2 separate regions of the Mus musculus genome follow, and region 1 is linked to region 2. A link is a loop called in an ENCODE intact Hi-C map of the cell type or tissue named here. Cell type or tissue: heart. All regions are shown on one strand.

Region 1 (8,000 bases), 54 kb after region 2:
CAGGTACATTGGCACATACCTTTAACCCAAGCATTTGGGAGGCAGAGGCAAATGGATCTCTGAGTTTGAGGTCTGGTCTACAAAATGAGTTCCACAACAGCCAGAGCTACACACAGACACCCTGTCTTGAAAAAACAAAAATAAACAAATAATTTAAAGGAACCAGAGGTTTAAAAGAGAGCTAGAAGAGCTGTGGAGATGGCTTGGACCTTAGAGGGCAAGATCACTTCCTGCTCTTCAGAAGGAGTCAAGTGCAGTTCCCAGTACCCACATCAGACTGCTTACAGCCACCTGTAACTCAGATCTAAAGGACCCGCTGGTCTCCGTGGGCACTGCACTCACATGTACAATCCACACACAGAGACAAAAACATTTAAATTAAAATAAAATTCTTTAAACCCCTGTAAATTAAAGGTCACTGACATCACCTTCCCCACTGAAGTGAGCCGCACAACCTTAGTGGAGGCCTAGAGAAGGCCTCTTATCCTTCTAGTGGATGGAGACAGGGCCATGTGACAAGGACCAGTTGCTTTTGGGAGAGGGCCAAAGACAATGAATGGCTACTTCTGCCCAGCTGCTTTAAGGCTCAGATGAGTCCCAAGGGTCTGACTCATCGGAGCCCAGGCAGGATGTCCAGAGCCTGTGTCCACAGTGGGACACAATGGGACTCTTGTCTATACTGAGCATTGAGTCGAGGTGAAACTCAGTTCTGGCTCAGGGGCTCCCCATCAAGGGTCAGCCATCTTCCATCATTTCTAACCATATTGCTCTTAGTAGAGGCCAATCTAGAGGGTTGTGGAGGTTGGAGACTGGTGGTTTGACCAACACCCACACACACCATTGGTTTGTTCCAGGCAGCAGTTCTTTCTCCAGAAACTTAAGACAGAGCATCGCTTGGTGGAGGCTCCTCTCACTAACCCTTGCTTAGTCATGCCCAGGAATACATAAAGCAGAGGAAATACCATCTGGGATTTGGGCACTGATTCCAGGGGTGGAGAAGCCACTAGAGACAGATGTCCTGACTCTTGCCTCCCCTAGCCCTCACACATTCATTCAACAAGTATTTCCTGTCACCTGCCCTATACTGGCTCCATGCTTGGTATCTTCTAGTTGATGGAACTTGGGAAACCTTCCAAGCAGTGACTGCATAGCACAAACTGCACTGTCATGGGTATCAGGTTCCAGTAGAAGCAGGGCTGCGAGTCCCCTCTCAATATCAAATCCAGTCCCTCGGTGTGTCAGGTTTCCCAGGTGACACTCGGCCTCCATTTCCTCCATGACGTGGCCTTTGAAGGCAGTAGATGGAACCCCAGCTGCCCTGGTGTTCATGAGGTCACAGAAGTGGGGTGGGAGAGTCAGACAGGAACAAGTTAGGTGTGAGACCTTTCTTAGGAAGGAAGTGTGAGATAGTGAAGAGTGGCTGTCTGGTTACCCTCCCTGCTACCCCAGTGATGCCAGCTTGAGCCTAGCACCTTCAAAGCAACTGGTGACTATGGCCTGTCCCCAGGTTAGATGCATGTTGGTGTATCTGAACAAGACTTCTGGATGTGATGTAAATGCTGGCTTGGAGGGAGGGGTGCTGTATACTCATCTCTGGGTTACTTAATGCTTCTCCAATGTGTGTGCATTCTGCCTGGTGCCTCTGCTTCTGTCTCTAGGCTGTGTTGCTAGCATCTTCAGGACATGTCCACAGGCACCTGAATGGGTCCTGGGACTGCCTCCCCTAACTGTTTGACCATGTGTATAACAAGAATTACAACTACAAAGAAATTTACAAAGAATCTAACACCTGCTTCCTTCAGTCCAACATGACATTGTCTGGTCCCTGTCCCTCCTGTGAGAGTGATCCCTCCTGGATAGCAGTTCTTGTCCCCTCTGGAACTCCATGGCTCAGGATCATTTAGGAATCTTTCCCAGAGCAAAACTCTGAGAAAGTACCCCTGGGAAGGATGTGAGGGGTGTGTACTGGCTTCATGACCTCTGGCCTAAGGAACTCAGGAGAGAAAGTCACCTCCAGCTGCCAGTACATACGAGAATCTTTGTGAGCTGGAAACCCAGTCCTGTAGGGCCCATGGAGTTGAGCAGCCATCTTACACAACTGTTTGGTACTGAGAGTTCAGCAGGATAGGGGCTTCCCTTCACAAGCTAGCTGATGAGGGGACTGGACTGGATTGGAGACTGCTTGGAGGTCCCTCATGTAGCCACAGTCATGCCCATAAGGCCTGGTGTCGGGGCCTTAGAGGGCTGTAGTCTGAGAACTTGACATTCCCCCAATATATATGTGGTCAAATGTTCCAGACATGCTGAGTTGGAATGGTGCGTGCCTGTGATCCCAGCACTTGGGAGGCGGAGGCAGGTGGACCTCTCAGTTTGAGGCCAGCCTGGTCTACAGAGTGAGTGCTAAGACAGCTAGGGCTATGCAGAGAAACCCTTCCTCAGAAAAAAAGAAAAACATTCCAGCTACCGAGATATGAAAGGCTTTGCTGCTGTCGCAGAATGTACCTTGCTAAAAGCAAGCAAGGTCTCATGAGGGCCCTGTAAGCCGCTGGCTGGTGCTCTTTGCTGCTTCACCATTTGAGGGCAATAACAAGAGCTGTGTCACTAAAAAACTCACTGGTCTGAGCCATCAGGCTTTGCGACCCTCCTGACCCCAGGTTTTGACACCCTCCTCCTCGGAGTCCCAGCATGAACCCTGGGAGAGAGGCTGGACTGGCTCACACAGACATCCCTACTGTAGCTAGTCTCCGGTATCCATCTTCTGTGTCTTTCTTTCCTCCTCTGAGACCACTGAAAATGTCTGGAAGAGGGGCTTCCTCTGAGGACCCTACCCTCAGTACTGCCTCAGAGGGATCAGTAGGGGCTCCCCTGGAGGGTAAGGACATGGTGCCCAGTCAGCTGTGGGGTTCTGAGAGTCACTGGGAGCAGAGTGAGGGTCAGGGTGAGTGAAACACACAGGAGAAAGCAGTGCAAGAAGCAGAGCTGCAGATTTATTGCAACAGACGTGGCCCGTGGCCCTGAGGCGCCTCCACCATGCTTGTTCCCATGGGGCCCTGACTCTGTCACCCTGGGGCCGGTCACACCTGCACGCAGTCATGCTTTAGAAGCTGAGTAGTGTTCTTCCAGGGGACTTCAAGGAGCTCAAAGTTGCAACGCAGTTTCTGAGAGGGAAGCACAGAGGACAAGGAGGGTGAGGTTGGCAGCAACCTCCTCCTCCCAGAAGTCAGCCCCCCTGACGGCCACGTCTCTCTGGAGCCGGGGACAGACCATGAGTGGTCCCAAAACATGGAATCAGAAGGCAGGAGATGCTCCCAGGTTTATCTCAGGCAACTCCTACCCCACGAGGAATCCCCAGTCTCTCTTCTGCACTCCACCCTGGCCTGAGTCATACAAGAGCCAAAGCGAACAGGTGGAGCCAGGCTTCTGCCTGACCAGATAGACTGGTCAGGATAGACAAGCTAAGGGCCTCAGACCCTGCATGGGGTTGGGATGGGGTCGGTGCTGTTACCTCCTGCTGCCCCCCTGCAGCCAGAGGGCAGGTGGTGAGGTCCATGTGTTCTCCAGAGACTCTGGTCTTTCGGCACTCTGTGCTTTCTATGTCCAAAGTCAGGTAGTACTTGATGCCAGCCACCAGCTGGGAACCAAACAGGGCAGGTGAGAGATGCCTGGGAGTCCAACCTGTGTGTCTATGCTTTCCCTCCCTCTAAGAGTCTCCACTCTCCCAGGCAAATGCAACCCTCTGACCTACATATTCAGACCTGGAGTGGAGGCAGGAACTTCTGTGTGTGAGCAGAGCCCTAGGCTGGGCAAGAAGCTGGAGAGCTCCTGTCTGCGGCTAGACTGTAAAGGTGAATGGTATGTGGCACCTACACTGGGCCCTTCCACTCCACCTGGCAGGTTGGGGAAGTGAGGTTAGTTATGCCAAAGGAGGCTGCATCCTGCATTTCTTTGATAGTTAGATAGCGCTGCTTCCAGAGGACTTTACTAATCTGTTTTGTTTTGAAGTATTTCATAGAAAGGTCTGGGGGTTATGGTTGGTTTTAGTGCCCCCTTGTGTTTGGTAGCAAGCTAAGCAGCTCTCTGTTTATCTCCTGTCTCCTGTCACCTGTCCTCGGTCCCCCTGTCCCTGTCCCTCTCCAAATTGTCCCTCTCCACAGCCACTCTGTTCCATAACCTGTCCCACAACCTCTGTCCCAGCCACCGCACCTGATATTTTGCATCGATGACTTTGGTGTCTCGGAAGTAGTAGAGGCTGTCGCTGCCCATATTGTAGCTGGCCACAGCTGCCTGTGCGGCCTTTTGCACCCGCGGGTCGGTGGGTGACAAGTTCTGGCGTTCTCCGGTCCTGCGGCTCCGCAGCTCGGCGCGGGCGTCAGGTGACAGGGTCAGGAGGCAGAATGCGAGCAGGCCAAGGCCCATCGCCAGCGGGAAGTGAGGACGCTCCATAGCCGCGGATTCAGTGTCTGGACTTCCATCCTGCGCGGCTTTTACAGCCTTCGCGGGCCCCTCCCGGCCCCGCCCAACGCCTGCTTGTTTCCTTAGCAAGCCTGGACCAGCTTGCAGGTGCCTGGAGGCGGGTGCACCTCCCCTACCTACGCAGTGTAAGAACCAGAGATGGCACACAGGTCCCAGAACCTCTACGTGTAGAGATGCTGGCCTATCATTCCTATCTCCCAGGAGGGAGAGAACAGTTCATACCAGGGCCCTGACGTTTGAGTTGCCAAAAGCAATTATATGGTTACATTCTTACTGCTATCATTTTATCATTTCCTTTTCTCTTTCTTTCTTTCTTTCTTTCTTTCTTTCTTTCTCTCTCTCTTTCTTTCTTGTTTGTTTGTTTGTTTCGAGACAGGGTTTCTCTGTGTAGCTCTGGCTGTCCTGGAACTCACTTTGTAGACCAGACTGGTCTCGAACTCAGAAATCACCTGCCTCTGCCTCCCGAGTGCTGGGATTAAAGGTGTGCACCACTATCATCCGGCATTGCCACCATTTTCTTATCGTGCCATTTTTAGAGAAATTATAACTCCCAGCCTGCATTTCTTCTTCTGAAAAATAAATGCTATAAGGATCGATGAACTGACACAGGTAAAGAGCCTAAGAGAGGCCGGGTGCCATGCAAACAAACGGTGGGTGGGTAGGAGTCCTTACTACTCAAGCCGGCACTACTGTCCCTCACAGCCATGGTGGACCCGGTTGGCTGACCCTTTCACTTTGCAGAGGTGGGACGCCATGGCACAGAAGGGAGAAGTAATATGTGCAACGATTTCAACTGGTCCCTAGTAAGTAAGTATACTGAAGAGCCTAAGTCGTGTGTGTGTGTGTGTGTGTGTGTGCTATAAAATAAGATCTTGTGTGTCCCTGGCTGACCTTGAATTTCATAGCTCAGGATGACTTTGAACTCCTGATCTCCCTGCTTCTCCCTTCCAAGTGCTAGCATTACCATCATATTTTATTTGGTGCTGAGAACAGAATGCAGGGCTTCATGTGTGCTAGAGACAAGCACTCTACCAACTAATATCCCTAGCCTCATTTCATTTTGCTGGGCTTGAACCTAGGGTCTTATGCATGCTGGGCAAACACTTCACCTGCAGCCCTCGTTTTTTTTGTTTGTTTGTTTGTTTGTTTGTTTTGTTTTCAAGACAGGGTTTCTCTATGTATCCCTGGCTGTCCTGGAACTCACTCTGTATGTAGACCAGGCTGGCCTCGTACTCAGAGATCTGCCTGCCTCTGCCTCCCAAGTGCTGGGATTAAAGGCATGCGCCACCATGCCCGGCATGCAGCCCTCGTTTTACTCCTTATCTCTAGATAGGGACTTGTTGATCACCCAGGCTGACCGTGAAGCCCTTGCTCTGTAGACTGCAGGCCTTGAGTCTGTGGCTTCCCAGCTTCAGCCTCCTGGCAGGGATTACAAGCCTGTGCTACCAGGTCAAGTTCTTGTCTATGTTCTTAGCTCAGGCTGAGTTTGAAAAGAAAGACTTGCCTCCGAAGAGGGGTGAGTCACGCCAGGTGCCATCTTTCTAACTGGGAGGCTTTGGATAGTCACTCAGGGCCTGGGTGTCCTACGGGAAATAGGATGACAAGTCTTTTTTCCTAAAGCTGTTCTTCTGACTGACAATGACAGTTCCACACTCTCATCCCTAAGGACACTGGACATCCAGTGGGGTAGGAGCAGATCAGCCACCCCATGGCAGCTGCACGTGGGCTGCCCTGGCAAAGTTTCCTTCCCCGGGCATCTTATTTCATGTTTTCTGACTAGCTCAAAGCCACTTTCCCTCTTTTCTTTTTTTTTTCCCCACTTTACTTATCTATTTTTTATTACTTTTTTTTAAGAGAAATGTTCATGCCTCAGCATGGGAGAGGTGCGTGTGTGTGCGTGCCATAGCGTGCACACGCAGAAGGTGAGAGAGGTGTGCGTGCCATAGCGTGCACACGCAGTTTCCCAGAACTGGTTTTCTCTTTCCACCAGGGGGTTCTGAAGTTTGAACCCAGGTCTTCAGCCTTGGCAGCACGCGTCTTTACCACTGAGGGCCATCTCACGGGCCCTCCCTGAGGGTCCTAAATGGAACTTGAAAGAAGAGGCTGCTTTCAGCACCTAGCAGACGATTAGAACTTGAGAAGCCATTGCTCCGCTGTGGTGACTATTACAGGCAGGCACCGGGAACATTCTTCCTCCAGTTCTAGACCTTTGAGCATGCCAGGCTCGTGACGCACTGATTCTGGACCCCGAGTGTGATCGCTCCCCATCCAGCTACGAGCTTGCTCCACCCAACAGCCCAGCTATGAAAGACAAACTGCCAGGCCCAGGGGATCCCACCTGTGATTCCAGCACTCGGCAGCAGAGGCAGGCAGAGCTCTGTGAGTTCAAGACTAGCCTGGTGTTCATAGTGAGTCCCAGACCAAGGATACATAGTGAGTCTTATGAGACTTTGTTGTCCCCTCAGCCTCCCCTCCCCCCCCCCAAAACAAAGACAAAGAACTACTACCTTAAGACCACAAGTTTGGTGCAGGCCCATAGACACCAATTTAGAAGATAACTACACCAATCTTGATCTAAACCAGGCAGGGTCCCTGAGTTGGAAACCCTGAGTTGGGGACCCTGGGAAGGGGGTAGAACAAGAAACAAGACAGCTCACAAGGGACTCGGGAGTGAAGCAAAACCAAGGGGCCAGGAAGCCTCCCCAGCTCTGAGCTCACCTGTCATGGGATTCAGTTACAGCCACGTGTACCTCCTACAGCTCCCTCAGGAATCCCTCAGTTGGAGGGGCTGAGCGAAGGCTTGAGTAGTAAAGCGCCCGCCACACAGCGTGTGGATCTCAGTTCAGATCCTCCGCACCCACACAGAAAACAGGCTGGTTCCAGGAGCTCTGGCCAACCAGGCTGGCTGAGCTAATGAGCTCCTGATTCAGTGAGAGACCCCGTCTCAGAAAATAAGGTGGAACGCAAGTGAAAAGGGCACTTACTGAGTTCTGGCCTCTACACACACTGATGGAGAGTAGATGAGTTCCTGGGTTACTGAGCCCTGCCCTCTTGTCCACTGCCAATGAAGCCAACAAGTCCCTAACATGCAATCTAGCAATGCCCAAGGGCCTTTCAGCACACTGATCACTTCTCGAGCACCAAGGTAGGTGGGCTCTTTTACAAATGTATCATTCAGGGAGTTAATCTGAGGCCATTTGGCTAAACTGGAGTCTTGGAGAGAAAGAAGGGCCTAGAACGGTAATTGAAAATTCCAGCGTCTTGCCATACTTTGTCCCAGGGCCTGACATATTTCACTCTCATGGTGGCTCTGCAGAGCAGTGGCCATCATCTCTTCCTTCCAAGAAATGAGACCAAAGGGAAAGAAAGGGTCAGTAGTGGCACCTGGAGTAGCTTCCACATGCCACCAATGTCCTAGGGTATTAACCCCAGTCTGTTCCACAGGGATATAAGGCCCACTTCGTGGAGAAATGACATTTACAGGTGTGCTGCTCCATCCTGCAAAGGTCTTGGGCCAAGAATAAGCT
Region 2 (8,000 bases):
CTGTGTCTGAAGACAGCTAAAGTATACTCACATAAATCAATCTTTAAAAAAAGAAAAAACAGAAAAAACAAAAGCAAACAACAATTAAGAAAAGGTTTAAGTGGCCCAGACATCTTTGAATTTACTATAAATTCTAGGACCACCTTTTCCCTTCTGCCGCTGCTTTGGCAGCAGAATTACAGGCACGTGCCACCACACAGAGATAAAGGAAACGTTTTAAGAACAACTTCTTTGCTCTGCCCTTCCACTCCAGGGTCTTACCGCGAGGCCCCAGAGGAGTACGGACACCCAGCTGCCCCATATCCTGAGGCGGCCGAGGGACTGCAGTGCCCATCTTGGCGATCTCCTGCTGCCGTTCCTGCTCCATTAACACAGCTGCCTACAAGAAAGAAGTGCGGACTCAGCTTGGAAAAGAATTTGGCGCATAGCCCTGACAAATGGGTTCCTTCGAAGGAGAATAACAGGGACACTGAGGTGGTCATCTTCCCCACACCTGTTTGCATGTTAACTAGAAACTTATCATGATGGAAAGTTCCTAAAAACAAATATGAAAAAGCCTAGGAAGTTTCTGGTTTCTGGAAGAGATTTCTACTTTTCAATGAGTTTTAATACACAAAAATGAAACCATTAGAAAGAACCATGAGACATTTTCTTAGAGCTTCCTCTATGTTTCCAGCACTTCCTCTATGTTTCCAGCACTTCCTCTGTTTCCAGCACTTCCTCTATGTTTCCAGCACTTCCTCTATGTTTCCAGCACTTCCTCTATGTTTCCATGTTGTGTTTGATGTTCCCTTTCCTTTCCTTTCCTTTCCTTTCCTTTCCTTTCCCCTTTCCCTTTCCCTTTCCTTTCCCTTTCCCTTTTCCCCTTTTCTCCCTTTTTTTCCCTTTTTCCCTTTTTTCCCCTTTTTTCCCTTTTTTTCCCCTTTCCCCTTTCCTTTCTTTTGGTTGTGTCAGACAGGGTTTCTCTGTGTAGTCCTGGCTGTCCTAGAACTTGCTCTGTAGAACAGGCTGGCCTTGAAATTACAGAGATCTGCCTGCCTCTGCCTCCCAAGTGCTGGGATGAAAGGCGTGCGCCACCACCAGCCAGCGGCTAATGCTTACTTTCTAATATTCTTGAGTCACCCACTGGGTAAAGCTGATGCGGGGAAGGACACCCCTACAGCATTCCTCAATCTGTACCATCATAGTTTAAATTCAACTCAAATGGTATGCCAGCATTCTCCACAAGCCACCTAAATAACACACATAAAACTAGCCGCAAAGGGCTGGAGAGATGGCTCAGCAGGTAAGAGCACTGACTGCTCTTCCAGAGGTCCTGAGTTCAATTCCCAGCAACCACATGGTGGCTCATGGCTATCCTTAATGGGATCTGATGCCCTCTTCTTCACATAAAATAAATGAACACATCTTTAAAACAAAACAAAACAAAACAAAACAAACAAAAAAAAAAAACTAGCAGCAAAGTATTTTCTATAATGGATAAAGAGTAAAATTACATGTGTTACTATCATAGGAATTCTACAATATACTTGGTTTAAAATGTTTGGTTTTCTTTCTTTTTTAATGACAACCCTCCAAAGTTTGAAAAAAAAATCATTTTTAGTTTATAGGCCATCCACAAGCAGGGCACACATAGTGTGCTAACTCCTGGACTACAGAAAAGATGGAAGCACTAGAACCTATTTGGTTATCAGGTAGCCTCCAAGGCAAATTTGAATGAAGCATCTTGGTTTGGACATTAAATAATGTTAAATGGCATCCTCTGGATAGAGCAAGATGTCAAGTCAGAGAGAAAAACATCACCGTCTTCCAGTACCCCAAGAGTTCATGTTGCTTCAGTGAATCTCACACTAGCAGCAATAGGGCCCAGGCCAATCTGCCAAAATACTGGCTTCCTGGGAGTCTAACTATACCTACGTTCTAGTCTTCAACCAAGACCTTCCTAAAAGGCTTGGCCTCAGGGTCTAGCTTTCTCAGGCTCCATTTCCCCGTCAGGGACCTAATGTGTCCCAGGTACAGGTTTCCACCTGTCCTACCTGCTTGGCACGCTCCTCTTGCTGCATCAGCAAAGCTGCCTGCTGCTGTGCCAGCTTCAGCCGTTCTTCTTCTGACAGCGCCACAGGCTCACCCACTCGAAGAGGTGGTGGGGGCCCCAGATTTGGTGGGTGAGCCATAGGAAAGCCAAGGCCAAGGCCTGGTGGAGGTGGTGGAGGTGGTGGAGGAGGCTGTAGAGGGGGAAGTCCCATAGGTGGTGGTGGCATAGGAATCCCAGACAGCTATGGGGAAAAAAATACAGCTATGAATTAGAAAGCATTTATTCAATTTATAAGCATTTGCTAGAGACCTAGCAAAAGAGCCAGATACTAGAATTTGAAGTCTAATGACGTAGGATTCAAGAAAATACACCATAAAAGAATCAAAAGATGCTAACTTTAGCACACTGATCAAAGCTATTAGCTTCTCTGAAAAAATATGAGGAACATTCATATTACATTTTGCATTCAATTTAAGGAGGTACAAGGACACCTCTAAAATCCATACAGGAACTTCACAAAACACACATACACAAACACACCAATAAACTCCAGGTCAAAGCCACAACTTTAGAGGAAGAGAAACAAATACTAGAATCAGAAAGGACTTAAAGAAATAGGAACTAGGGCTGGATAGATGGCCAAGCAGTTAAGAGCTGCTCTTCTATAATATCAGGGCTCAATTCCCAGCACCCCGATGGAAGCTCACAGTTCTGTAACTCCAGCCCCAGAATGACCCAACGCCCTTCAATGGCCTCCTAAAACACTGCATGCACGTGACGCACAGGTAGAAACTTGGACAAAATACAAATTCAGACAAAACACTTATATACATAAAAATAAGTTAAAAAAAAAGTAATAACCAACATTCCAAGGCATAGGATATCTACGTTGTACTAGATGCAGGGAGTATATTATTCAAGTCAGGGCATTATCCTTTACCGTTTCAATAACTTTGGGAGCTATACCTGGCAGGAGAAAGCATGACCACTTCCAGCTGAGAAAGGATCAAGGAACATTTCCAGATATTCTAGTGGAATCTTGAGTGATAAGTCAAATTTGGAGGAGTAGACATTGGGGATTAAAACAGTAGCAGCACTAAATCAGAAGTGAAGAGGTCACAATTTTGTCTCCTTAGACCTCACCCTTAACTTACGGTCCCATCTGCTAGCTCAACACATGGCTATCCTGAGCAGAAAAGATCCTCGAAGCAATCTCTTACCTGTGCTGACATAGGAGGAGGAGCCGCTTTGTCCCCATCTTCTCCTCTCAAAACTGGTCGATTCAGGACAATGCCCGTCTACAAGAAAAAAGAGAGCTCTAGGTCAGACTACAAGGACGTATTCCATTACATAACCTCCTCTTCCATTTATTTACTTAACAAAATGTACCCAGTGCCCACTTGACAGAGACTGGGGCTGGAACCTGAGAAAAGCAACAGGAGTAGAAGTAATTACAATAAAGCAAAACCAAGAACTGACAAAATGGTCAAGAGCCGGCTTGCTGCGTTGAAGTACACAAAAAAGACCTAGCCCGGTGTGCTGGAGCACTCGGAAGGCAAACGCATTAGGATCTCTTAAGTTTGAGGCCAGCCAGGGCTACACTGAGAAACCCTATCGCGAAAGAACAAACAAAAAAAGTATATGAAACGAAGATCCAGCCGCGGAGTGGTGGCGCACGCCTTTAATCCCAGCATTTGGGAGAGGCAGGCGAATTTCTGAGTTCCAGGCCAGCCTGGTCTACAGAGTGAGTCCAGGACAGCCAGGGCTATACAGAGAAACCCTGTCTCAAAAAAAAAAAAAAAAACCAAAAAAAAAAAAAAAAAGAAAAGAAAAAGAAAAAAGAAAGAAGAGAAGAGAAGAGAAGAGAAGAGAAGAGAAGAGAAGAGAAACGAAGATCCATCCGTGAGTAGTCTTAAAGGCCTCCAGGAAAAGTGAGACCTAGCCTGCACTGACAACACTCACCTGACGGGTGTAGGTCTGCAGCCGCTCTACTAACTCCTCGCGACTCCCTATAGGACGAAGCACAGAATCAGGGGGTCAGCATCACCTCGAGCAGGCCAATTTGGCGAGGTCAGGTCCCACAGGCCTGTCTCCGCCCCCCGCCCCGTGGGTCTCCTGGGTAACCAAGCTCCACTTCGCCACAAGCCCACGCAGGGCCCCTCTCGACCGCCTCTGCGCCTCACCCTGGATCGGCGCTCCTATCTCTGCCAATCTGGCCTGAAGCTCCTGCGCAGCCCAGGCTCCATAGTGGCCTGGAGGTGGAGGCGGTGGCAACTGCAACTCTCCTTTGGGAGGTTCGGGATGCTCCGCCGCCATCTTAGCCACAAGAAGGCGCGAGACCAACACGGAAGCTCGGGTCAGCCGCCGGGCCTACTTCCAGAAACTTCCGGTTGCGTAATCCACGTCCCGCGGTGATTGGAGAGAACTTGGTCCAAACACACGCCCTTTCCCTTACCGGGGAATAGGAATCGCCGCCAACGGAGGTTGCAGAGCCTTCTGGGAGTTGTAGTTTGCGGATGCGCCATCTAGAGGACGAACGCTCGCTATGACATCCGGTATGCAGCAGTAGTAATACATCCGCTGCCTGGCTGCAAGAGCTTACTCTACCCAGAGCAGATGCATTCTTCTTCTCTCCTGGCCAAACACATACTAAGTCTTCTGTCCCGACACCCTTCAATGATGAGAGACCTGGGTGCTTATTTCTCCTAGGAGCTCATAGAGATTCCTTTCCGGCGCCCGAATGGGAGGTTGGTGCCGATGGCTCTGATAAAACAGTGTTTGTCTGCTCACTCCCGCCCAGGCGTGCTTGAATGGGCTGAAAGGGGATCGGAGCCGGTGGAGGAACGGACCGCCAAGCTGAGTTCCAGCTGCTGACCTGGGGGAAGGGCACTGCTAAAATAAAATCCCCTTTTGCACCTTCGAAAAAGTCTTAAATAAATGTATTCTCTGTCAAATGCTTCCTTCCCCCTTTCGAGGAATGTTCATTAATACATTTTCCACCTTTCAGGTGTTTTATTATATGTATATGTACCGCTTGCATGCCTGGTATCTGTAGAAGCCAGAAGTGTCAGATCTGGAACTGGAGTTACACTTTTGTGAATCGAACCCAGGTCCTCTGCAAAAGCAACAGTGCTCTTAACACCAATTCTCAAGCCCCAAGGTTTTTGTTGTTTAAGACAAATGTGTCCATATGTGGCCCAGGCTACCCTAGAACTTCTGATCCTTTGCAGGCTACAGATATATACTATCACACCCGATTTCATGGAGTGGAAGATCAAGAGTCATGTAGTTCAGACTGTCTTGGGACAAAATCGAGCCCAAGCCAACCTCTAGCTCTTGGCAATCCTCCTGCCTCTGCTTCTTGAAAACTGGGCTTACTGCTGCCAGCTAATCCATTGTCTTTGTTTCATTTTTAAGTCTTTCCTGTCCTTTATTCCCACCTCCATTCCCCCAAACAGGATCTGGAACTTGATCTTCTTCTATCTTGAAGTATTTAGCATCCAGGAGGCAGCTAATAAATGAGTTGGGAGGTGGGGGTATCTAACCTGGGGACTTTATATTCTTGTAGGAAAAACAAAAAAACCTCAGGACCTTTCTTGGGGCAAGACACCATGACCCTTGCCTGCCCAACATCCACCAATTTATTTTATCTCCTTCCCTCTCCTAGTTCTGCCGCTCTCAATGACAGCCTGTTTGGTTTGTGTGTGATGAATAAAGGAGAGGAACACAAATGGTCTCATTTCCCACCCACGCGCTTCAGATCTTTTCCTAGCCACCTCCGTTTCACCAGCTGTCCTCAAGGGAGGAGTAATTGGAAAGGAGGGGTGAGCAGGATGCAGGAAAGGTGGGGTCTGAGACAGACAGATAGAGTACAGCTGGTAAAAGCGGTTCTTGTTCCCTTCACCTATACCCAAATGGTGACTCTTCCCCATTGGGTTCTCATCACTACCCTACACTGGGATTGCAGACGGAACCAAAGCCGGAAAGGACAGAACTAAAGAATGAGCGGCGGTGGCTTTTCCTTGTGCTTGCCAGCTTACTCAGACAACCATTTTTAACCCAAAGGAAGTCTCTGCTCCCTGTAATCAGAGAGCCCCGGACAGGTCACCTGAGGCTGGAGGCCCCAGTATGCTCAGGCAGGACTCCAGAGGAGTCCAGGGGGAGGAAGAGGAGGAGGAGAAGGGCAGGGTCTCTAAGGCAAGATAAAAGAGCAGATGGGTCGGTAATATAACTAGGGCCAGAAAAGGACATACCAAACAGGATGATTTTTTTTTTTCATGATTGCCCTGGGATGCAGATAGGATACCAAACTCTGCAAAGAGAAAGACTGAAAGAAAACAGAAGCTGACATGCCCGTGTGCCCCTGCCTCTGAAGTCAGGATCCTTACATAATGCCCACTTATTGGCTGTGTGAGACCAGAAGGGACCAGTGCAGCCCTGTTAAAGTACCAGAGTTGGGTGGTTAACCTACCTGAAGATCCTTTCCTTGCCCAGAATAAAGGAGACAACATCCATGCCATCCCTAGAATCAACTGTGGTCTCATGGCATCTAATGTGGCTGTAGGGGGTGCCACTATTAGACACCCACCAGGAGCTCTTTCAATTAGAGCTGCTACAAGGAAACAGGTGCCCATTTCAGTGCTGAGAAGTGGCAGGACTCTTGACTCCTGTTGCCTCTTGACTCCAAGATGGAATAAAAGCAGAAACCAGAAATGAACTGGAGTTTCTGACTCCGAGTGCAAGGTGCCTTGGCAGAGACCCCAGATCAACAGCAGCTCTGGTCAGAACTGAGAACGCTGGAGTCCTGACCAGGCCTGGGTAAACTTCTAGGTTCTGCCTCAGGAGAGCTGGAGGGCAAACTGGAAGGGAAGGGGCCAGACAGGCGAGTAGAGGTGGGAAGTACGGGGGAAGAGAGAGAGGGAATATAGGAGACTCCTTGTGCACCTGAACCTCTAAGCCAACCACAAGAAGCGCCAGTGACCGACAGGACCCAGCCATGCCTCGGTTTTCGCTTCTGATGGACAATGGTGTTGAGCTCTTTCTACAAGATTGCAAGGGAAAGATACCTGTATCTAAAGATGCCAATACCAACAGGAGAACGCTCACCAGCAGCAGGCAAGCTACGCAGTCCCCCTCCTCTTGCTGCTTTTTCTTTTCCCCCTCCTCTGAGCCGCCAGGCCCCCGCCCCCGCCCCGCCCCCGGTGTGAGATGGGGGACGGGCGGCGGGTATAGCTGAGCTGAGCTGAGCTGAGCGGACAGACTCAGACGCTGCCACCTGATCCCATCCAGGCGCAGCAAAGCAAGCTATCGGCATTCTGCGTTCAGAGCCCCCGTTGCCCTAAGACCCGGCAGATTTCAGGACAAGGGGCACAGGGGGAGCGGAGGGTAGCCCTGACCCAAGTCGGAGACAGAGCCTGCCTGCGTGAGTACTGCAGTAGCCAGCCCGGGGCTGGAGGGAACAAGGGTGCACTGCAAAGAGGATGGGGGCCTGGGCAGTTGCAGAAGAGTATCTTCGGGGCCTTGTGCCAAGAGAGCTTGAGGGGGTGGCTCCGGACCCTCAGGAAGCTGGCAAGGGGTTGAATCTGGCCAATTGCTTATAGTGACCAGATCTCTGGATGAAATTGTGGGAATGTGGGGCGCGGTGGGGGTGGGAGTGGGTAGTAATGGAGAAAGGAGAATGAAGAGAATTAAGAGGCAGGGATGAAAGCGTGTAGGGGGTGGGATGACAGAGAGAGGAGACTCGGGAAACCTTGTGCAGGGAGCAGAAGGGATGGAAAGATATTCGATCTCCTAGGCTCTATTGTGCTTCCCACCCTCTCTGCCCTTTTCTGTTTGGGGACTTGCGTGACCTGAGATATGCCATGCCCCAAGACAGCTTAAGTCTCCACATCACTGAGAGGACAAGTCTCAGTGGTCAGGCCCGGGATCCACTCCTCCAAGAGCATCAGTATCAGTCCCGTAGCTC

Evidence for each region. Hi-C counts contacts between places; a loop is a spot of excess contacts. Peaks named below come from ENCODE experiments on the same cell type or tissue, not always from the same donor. Only the 100,000 strongest peaks of a DNase experiment are listed, where the experiment ranks them.
Region 1: it touches region 2 in a loop (4-fold over the local background); 16 of 42 quality-filtered maps call a loop at or near these places.

What each region holds. Positions count from the first base shown.
Region 1 is chr19:5,344,892-5,352,891 of GRCm38, forward strand. It overlaps Cst6 (cystatin E/M), which reads right to left and starts at 4,683. Exons shown (of 3, transcript NM_028623.5): 1 at 4,204-4,683; 2 at 3,506-3,631; 3 at 1-3,158. The coding sequence starts at 4,443. The coding sequence ends at 3,075. In heart, CTCF peaks have their summits at 348 and 4,049 (motif pointing left); DNase peaks (open chromatin) are centred at 580 and 1,120; H3K4me3 peaks cover 856 bases; H3K27me3 peaks cover 720 bases.
Region 2 is chr19:5,291,044-5,299,043 of GRCm38, forward strand. Sf3b2 (splicing factor 3b, subunit 2) reads right to left here and starts at 4,412. Exons shown (of 21, transcript NM_030109.2): 1 at 4,219-4,412; 2 at 3,998-4,044; 3 at 3,256-3,333; 4 at 2,037-2,276; 5 at 262-379. The coding sequence starts at 4,351. Gal3st3 (galactose-3-O-sulfotransferase 3) reads left to right here and starts at 7,288. Exons shown (of 3, transcript NM_001024717.2): 1 at 7,288-7,457. In heart, a CTCF peak has its summit at 4,561 (motif pointing left); a DNase peak (open chromatin) is centred at 4,458; H3K4me3 peaks cover 3,918 bases; H3K27ac peaks cover 3,687 bases.